2 separate regions of the Homo sapiens genome follow, and region 2 is linked to region 1. Evidence: chromatin loops called from intact Hi-C (ENCODE). Cell type or tissue: Calu3. All regions are shown on one strand. Region 1 overlaps FTO (FTO alpha-ketoglutarate dependent dioxygenase). Region 2 overlaps LOC105371269 (a long non-coding RNA gene).

Region 1 (4,000 bases):
CATTTCCTCAGCTGGGAAGTGTGGGATTGTAGAAGCTGCTTCCCTTCTCCCCACATCTGAAGCTTTGTCCTATCACATGAAGCTAGGATTTCCACGCTTTCTTTCTAGCTGCAGGAGAACTGGCTGCTCAGGGGTGCTGCGTTTTCTACCTTCTGACCCACAGCCAGAGGCAGCTCCCACTGCACTTTTTCATTTGCATTAGATGGCACTTTGCTTTATACAATTGACGTCTCCATTTAATTTTTATATCTTGCCTGTATCGTTAGAGAACGGGGTTTGGAGGTGTTCATGACTTATAGAAGCCCCACAGTTAGCCCTTTTATGATCCCTCTTTTAGCTAGGCCCTATTTACAAATTTTGTAAATTTAGATGGCTTCTTATTAAATGATGTAAACCCATCCATTTGTACTGTTAAAGCTGTCATGAATGGTATGGCATTTTTGAGTCAGGCCGTCCTATAGCACAGCTGAAGCACACTGAGGCCCAGAGAGTTTATTGGCTTCTTCAAGATTACAAAGCTACTTAATTACAGAGCTGAATTTGGAATTTAGAATTCCAGGTCCAGAACTTTTTCCATAAACTGAACTGAAGTAAAAGCTCCAGGCTGGGCGCGGTGGCTCACGCCTGTAATCCCAGCACTTTGGGAGGCTAAGGTGGGTGGATTACTTGAGCTTAGGAGTTCAAGATCAGTCTGGCCAACCTGGCGAAACCCCATCTCTACTAAAAATGCAAAAATTGGCCGGGCACGGTGGCGGATGCCTATAATCCCAGCTATTCGGGAGGCTGAGTCAGGAGAATCACTTGAACCCGGAAGGTGGCAGTTGCAGTGAGCTGAGATCGCACCACTGCACTCCAGCCTGGATGACAGAGCGAGACTTCGTCTCAAAAAAAAAAGCTCCATGATACCTTGAATTTAAGGGAAAATTAATGGTGAGTTAGGAAAGGCATGATACACAATGCACCAAACAACACTCCATGAAAATACCTCAACAACGAAGTACTTTGGAAAGAGATGACGCTGAGGTATTTAAAATTTTATTTACTTTCATGATTATCCAAGAAGTAACAAATCTTTTTTTAGATTATTTCTGATAGTCTTTACATGTTCTTCCAGGTACTTCTGTAGCAACTTAACAGATCGTATGACAATATGCTGATAGTGATTCTTCCTTTTGATAACGGTATTAGAGAAGACAGACAGTGCTAGGACAACTGTACAAACACCATTTCTCATCGCTATAGGCAAGCCAGAAGCCACATGTTTCCTAGGGAAAAGGGCTGACCTGTTACCATTGCTAGTTGTGTGTAAAACATGTGTTAGAAGAAGTAATTATGTTTAGCTGACTGACTATGACCAAGATTAATAGCTCTTGAAAGGGCTGTAATGAAAGGCTGCCCCAACTGGCTTCCACATTATTCTTTATTTATCCCGCTCTCATCCCTGTCACCTTTGGGCACCAGCCAAATGTCATTTATGTGAGATTTGCCCCTTGGATGTGAAAGGCCTCTCTTTCTTAATGATGGGAGGCGATTGGGCTGCAGGGCTGGAGAGCTTGGACGGTTGACATGACCCAGAGGAGATGCTCCAGGTCTGTGGGAGTCAGAGGCCTAGGACTCTCCCTCCTGAGGGAGAAAGAACATGAGGATATTCAGCTGTCTGATCCCGTCCATTGAGGTGTACTTGAGGGATTACAGGGAGTACTTCAAACACTCTGTTGTCAAGTCCATATATTTCGGTGGCTCTTCAGTTTGGAGCACTTGGAAGTTTCTTATTTTGAAGACCATTTGTTTGAATGAAATCATCAATCATTTCTAGTTTCGTAAAACTTGGAAGTCTCCTTGTGGTAGAGACTGCACAGATCCCTTCTTGCTTCTTTGAGTCATGGACTTTTCAGGCTGGACTGCTGCCCAAAATGCAGATTGCATTTCCCCAGCCTCCCCTGCAACGGGGTGTGGCCATGTGACTGAGAGAAGGTGTACTATGGGAGTCTCTGAGGTGTTTCTTTAAGAGAAAGCTGGTGTATGCCCTTTGCCCTTTGCTTCTTAGGCCCTTGCTTCTGTCCCGCTGCCTGGAATGTACATGCTGGACTTGGATCTTGAAGGTGAAGCCCAAGCCTTATGGGCTAAAAGGGGCCGGGCCTCTGAGAACTTCAGGAGAACCACTGTCCCAGCCTGGTTAAGCCACTGTTATTTTGGATTTTTTGTCACTTGTAGGCAAATCTAAACTTAGATAATACACTGTTTCTACACTTGCAGAAGATGAAAACGCCAAACCCTTGGATTGCCTTTTCCCTTCCTAAGTATTAATATCAAAACTTAAACAGGTTCCTTTCCCCTTCTTTCAACTCCTCTAAATTAAAACAACCTACAAAAAGATCATGCAGTAATTTATTTAAAAACTAAAGACATGAGAGAGATCTCAGTAAGAGAGATATATGAGAGGGAGATTAACAAGAAGGCTAGAAAGGAAAATAACACATTTAGGAAAATGATAACGAGGACTGGTCTTCATGGCCTTCTGTAATAGGTCAGGGAGCTCTCACTCCCTTCCAGTGTTGGTGGCAGCAACAGCTTCTTTTCTTAGATTATTAGAGGCCCTAGGGATTCGATTTCACCTGCTTTGTTAAGGCCATAGGAAGCTTTTTAAAATTTCAGATTTCAAATGTCAAGTCTCTATTCAGTGCTTTTGGGCCCCTTGCATCAGAGTGTTTATATTTTGCCTGACTCTTTGGTTTCCGGCCATAAAGTTTGCATGTTGTCATCTTTTCTCTAACATTATGTGTATTAGATAACATGTACTACAATAGCTATAGTGGGTTACAAAAGATTCTTAACACAACCCTTTTAAAAGAGTTGCAGAGATGCGTAATTATTTTTCATGATTTTCAAAACTTTTGAAAGAGAAAAGCAGCTGTTTGGTTCACTGTTCTCATTAGCATTTATATAGTAAACTAAGAGAGAGGTTTTCTGTGCAGTGTTTTTCCTTGCTGTTTCTTGCCTTTTAATTTGAAGAATAGCAGGATCTTGTCTTTTGTTCACATGAGTAGAAGTCCATTCAGCTGGAAAAAGAACAGTGCACTCTTTGTGTACTCAGAGCATTTGAATGCTTTTGGTCACACACTAGTTGCTGTTTAACTACAATAAAATTGTGACCAAAGGAGATAAACATTTAAAGGATAAATGACAGGCCTGTTAATCTGAAAGCAAGTTTTGTAGCGTTGTTGTTTTTAGCTAATAGGTGTATAGCCAGGAGTCACGGTGATGACTTTTAAATCTGAAACTGAGTGAAGTCTGTGTTTTCAACCAGTTTAAAAAATGTTGCCACTGGACCTTTTTAAAAAAATATTTTTAAAAATACGACAAAAATTTTATGTATTTATGGTATATACTATGATATTTTGACATGTATACATTGTAGAATGGCTAGATCAACCTAATTAACATATGCATTATCTCACATACTTTTTTGTGGTGAGAACACTTAAAATCTACTTTCTTAGCAATTTTCAAGTATATAATACATTGTTATTAACTGTAGTCACCATGTTGTACAAGAGATCTCTTGAACATCACTGAACATATTTATGGCTGATCATTTTGTGTTTTAACAATCATTTGAACATGTCTAAACTGTCTTTAGAAACTGGTAGGGATTTCCTTGCTGTGTTTGCTAAGCTTGGCCATGTCATCCACATAAATATCTGAATATATTCATATATGAATACATACTGTATATAATATGTGTGTATATATGAATACATAATACCTATATTTATATATAATATGTGTGTATATATGAATACATAATACCTATATTTATATATATAATATGTGCATATATAAAATGCCCAAGTATATTATCTAAGAAAAGAGCCACTGGGGCTTTTATAAGTCTATGATTTCAGAACTATGTCCATCTTTACACCTCTAAAGCGTTATGATTTACCTGATTTGGTGGAGGAAAGGTATTTTTGGTAATTTTCTGTCCCTATGGGAATTC
Region 2 (4,000 bases), 210 kb before region 1:
GCTCTATTGACTAAATACTTACCAGGTTAAAAACATGTCTTGCTTCCTGCTTTCCTGGAGGCACTCCAGTCTAAATCATCTACAAGGTAAAGAATTTATCAAAAACCATTCTGATAACTTTGACTACCTCCAGCTGGGATGCCCTGCAAAGCTTCCCGAACACCAAGGATCACCACTTACCATCACACTCTTTCTGGAACTGTGAATGCTCTGGGCTCCTGAAGTTAGATTTTGGTTTCAGATGCGATGTTAAATTCTAGGAGGTTGACCCTGGATGGCAACTTGATATATGTCTCAGAGGCCTTGAAGGTACATGCCCTCTTTGATCCAGAAGTTCCAGAGCTAAGAGTGTATCTTAAGAAATGTCATCAGTACAAACCTTATCATTGTTAAAAGTCAGTAATCATGTGTGGCATAAGTAAATTATGGTATGCTCATATGAAAGAATACTCTGTAGCCATTCAAAATCATATAGAGGAATATGCAGTGACATGAAAGAAAGTTCCTCTCCTATGGGTTAATGAAAATTATAGTACCATGTAAAGTTAACAGTGGTCATCTTTGGTTGATAGGATTATAACTGAGATTTTTAAATTCCTTTTTGTCTTGTTTTCCAAATTTTCTGCACAAAGCAAATATTATTTATTTATTTTCAGCGACAGGGTCTTGCTCTGTTGCCCAGGCTGGAGTGCAGTGGTGTGATCATAGCTCACTACAATCTTGAACTCCTGGGCTCAAGCAATCCTTCCGCCTCAGCCTCCCAAATAGCTGGGACTACAGGCATGTGCCATCACACCCAGCTATTTAAAAATATTTTTTGGTAGAGACAGGGTCTTACTATGTTGCCTGGGCTGATCTCAAACTCCTGGGCTAAAGGGATCCTCCCACCCAAACCTCCCAAAGTGTTGGGATTACAGGCATGAGCCACTGCACCCAGGCTGTTGGTGCAGTGGTGTGATCTTGGCTCACTGCAGCCTCAACCTCCCAGGCTCAAGCGATCCGCCCACCTCAGCCTCCCAAGTAGTTGGGACTACAGGTGTGCGCCACCACACATGGCTAATTTTTGTATTTTTGTAGAGATGGGGCTCTCCCGATGTTGCCCAGGAAGGTCTTGAACTACTGGGTGCAAGCAATCTGCCCACCTCGATCCCCGAAAATGCTGGGATTACCGCACCTGACTTCAGCTGGTAACTTTTTAAGTAGGAAAAAACTAATTCCACTTCTGAGTAGGAAAAAAATAATAGAACAGGATAAAAATCTTACTGGCCTTTATGGGACTGACTTCCAGCTTCCACTTTGTCATGAAAAGATTCTATGTTCCTTGTGTTTCTAACTTGTCCCAAACACTATATTCACAGGTTGTCTCGGTTCTTCCTCTCTCACTATTCCTGTGGAAATGTTCCAGACATAAAGGACAAGTAGCAAAAATACCCTCTGATGAGTAAATAATAGGATGCATTCAGATCTGACTTAATTATTGCACTTAACACAGAGCCAGACACGCAGTAGGTGCTAATTAGCTGTTGAATGAATGAAAGAAAATGCAATCTTAGTATTTTAAGGGCTTTTATTTTTTCCATTGTTAAAATAGGGAAAATGTGTTAAAAAAAAAAAAGACATTTAACTCAATTCATAACAAACAGTGGTTTAAAATAGAAATTCCAAACCAATTTTGGCTAAAAGGATGCTAGTATATTCTGAACAGCTGCTGTTGTAGACACAGTCTGAAATAAATAACTTCCAGTGTGGTTCCAAGTCTGTGTTGAATAAACAGCACAGATACAGGAACGAGCTTTATTAGCGTTAATTGCAATGAGTCTGCGCAGCTCAAAGGCCGGATTCTTGCTCACGGCGAAATCTAGCAGTGATGATCCTTCCTCCGGCTGTAGATGGAGCCATAACATTACTAAATACGATCCCAGCACGTGCGTTGGGGGTTTTGTGCTGTAAAAGCCAGATGTTTGGAACTTTTCTGGCTTTAGTTTCTGAGTGTGAACAACCAGAAAACTCAGACCTCTATTTTCTCTGACGCTGACTGGGCTTGGAGAAGCCAAGAGACTCGCTGGGGTGGCTTCAGCTTTCATTCTCCCAGCAATTATCACCTCCTCTCACCTTCTTCTCTGACAATTTCTCTGCTTGAGGGCATCCCGGGGCTGTCAGTCCTGCCTCAGCTGGTGACTTTGTTTAGAAAAATCAGACCTGAATCCAACTTTTCCTCCCATTCTCTTGCCTTCTTTTCACAAAAGCCACTCACAAGCAAGGCGCCTGGGGCTCTCCAGACTTCCTGGGCCAGAGAAGTTCAGGATGGGTTTTCACACCCACAAACGGGGGCCTCTGCGAGCTGGGCGGGCGCAAACTCCACTGTCTCCCCACATCTGTTCTTTCTCCCCCTTCCTGCTCCATCTCTCCTCTTTCTGCACCACCCCAACCTCCCTCACTTCTTTCTTCCCCGTCTCCTCCCTCTTCTCTTCCCCCCTCCTCCACACACACAGCCCTGTAGCCAGAGTCTTGAGACAAAGGCCGTTTCTACATGTGTCTCTGCATGACTCCCCACTGGCCTGCGGCATCTCATCGTGTCACTCCTTCCTCCAAAATATTCCACAGCTTCCTCCCTGCCCTCATTCTGGGGAAGTCCAACCTCCTTGGTTGAGGTTCTAGGGTATAGATCTCCCTTCTGCCTTCCCCAATCCCAGGCTGGGGAGATGAGGCCGACCCAAGCTACCCTGATGCTTCATGCCTCGGGTCCCATTCCTCCTCCACCAGCTGAGATTTTACTCATCTCCCGAGGCCAGGTTACATGCCCCTGCCTCCTTCAAGCAGCCCTCTTTGCTTGCCTCCGGTGGGAATTTCTTTCTCTCTCCTATGGAAGGACTTTGTGATGGCACTTGATGGCATTCTAGATTCGCCTTGGATTCTGATTACTTGGGTGCACATCTGGGTGATGAAATGACGATTTGAAGGTTTCCCCATATGTCCTTCTGCACTGCAGTCTTTCCCGTTCACTCAGCGCATTCTTGCGAGGCTCACTGTTACAAGAGAAGGGAGCAAGGAATTTATACCATGGACAAAGTCTTCTCTTCCCTGGCCTTGGAGCTGCCAAAGTGACTCCATATAGCTTTAGGTGACTGTGTGCCTTGAAAGAGGATGTCGGGCCTGGTGCAGTGGCTCACGCCTATAATTCCAGCACTTTGGGAGGCCGAGGCAGGCAGATCGCTTGAGGTCAGGAGTTCAAGACCAGCCTGGCCAACATGGTGAAACCCTGTCTCTACTAAAAATACAAAAATTAACTGGGCATGGTGCCGTACACCTGTAATCCCAGTTACTGGGGAGGCTGAGACTGGAGAATTGCTTGAACCCGGGAGGCAGAGGTTGTAGTGAGCTGAGATCACACCAGTGCGCTCTAGCCGAGGCAACAGAGTGAGACCCTATCTCAAAAAAAAAAAAAAAAAAAAAAAAGAAAGAAAAGAAAAGGAAGAGAAAAGAAAAGAAAGAGGATGTCTTCACATCCTTGGGCTGGCTAGGAGGAGGGCAGAGGGTGAGTTGAAGAGGATAGGAGTGCAGATGCTGCTGGGTCCTGGAGAAGGTGCCCTGTACATGCCCCACAGACCTAAACCTGGGGGCACTGGGTTGGGAAACCACTGATTCCCAGACAACTTTGTTGGATCTGAGTAGCAAGCTCTGGAGTCTTGCTTCCTGGGTAGGGCTTGGAGAGGTGAACAGAGTCTCGAGGCAACCCAGCTACCGGATGGGTCTGGGTAAAAAAGGCCTTAGCTTCACAGAGTTTCCATCTCCCATGCTGGCACAGAGGGACTCAGGGACACAGAGTCAGGCCTTGTAGTAGAGGCAGGAGGTCCCACCAGCCCCCATGGCCCTGGGGCTGTGATTTCTCCTTGCTGGCTGGCTTGACATCAGCTGCCAGCACCCAGGTCTGTCTGCCAGAGAGGTTTCTCTAGTTGCCAGGGCCGGCCCTGCCCAAGCATGTGGCAGGGCAAAGTGTTGA

The links. A loop is a pair of places that touch in the nucleus more often than their neighbours do. Peaks named below come from ENCODE experiments on the same cell type or tissue, not always from the same donor. Only the 100,000 strongest peaks of a DNase experiment are listed, where the experiment ranks them.
Region 2: it touches region 1 in a loop (3-fold over the local background); 5 of 110 quality-filtered maps call a loop at or near these places.

Annotation. Positions count from the first base shown.
Region 1 is chr16:53,753,754-53,757,753 of GRCh38, forward strand. All of the region lies in intron 1 of FTO (FTO alpha-ketoglutarate dependent dioxygenase), which reads left to right. The region is part of intron 1 of LOC124903691 (a long non-coding RNA gene); the gene reads right to left. Among named protein-coding and RNA genes, the nearest start is that of FTO, 52 kb to the left of the region's middle. In Calu3, no CTCF peak of the experiment used is centred here; a DNase peak (open chromatin) is centred at 1,928.
Region 2 is chr16:53,548,244-53,552,243 of GRCh38, forward strand. LOC105371269 (a long non-coding RNA gene) reads right to left here. Exons shown (of 8, transcript XR_933588.4): 4 at 181-354; 5 at 23-79. Among named protein-coding and RNA genes, the nearest start is that of AKTIP, 47 kb to the left of the region's middle. In Calu3, a CTCF peak has its summit at 1,904; a DNase peak (open chromatin) is centred at 1,888.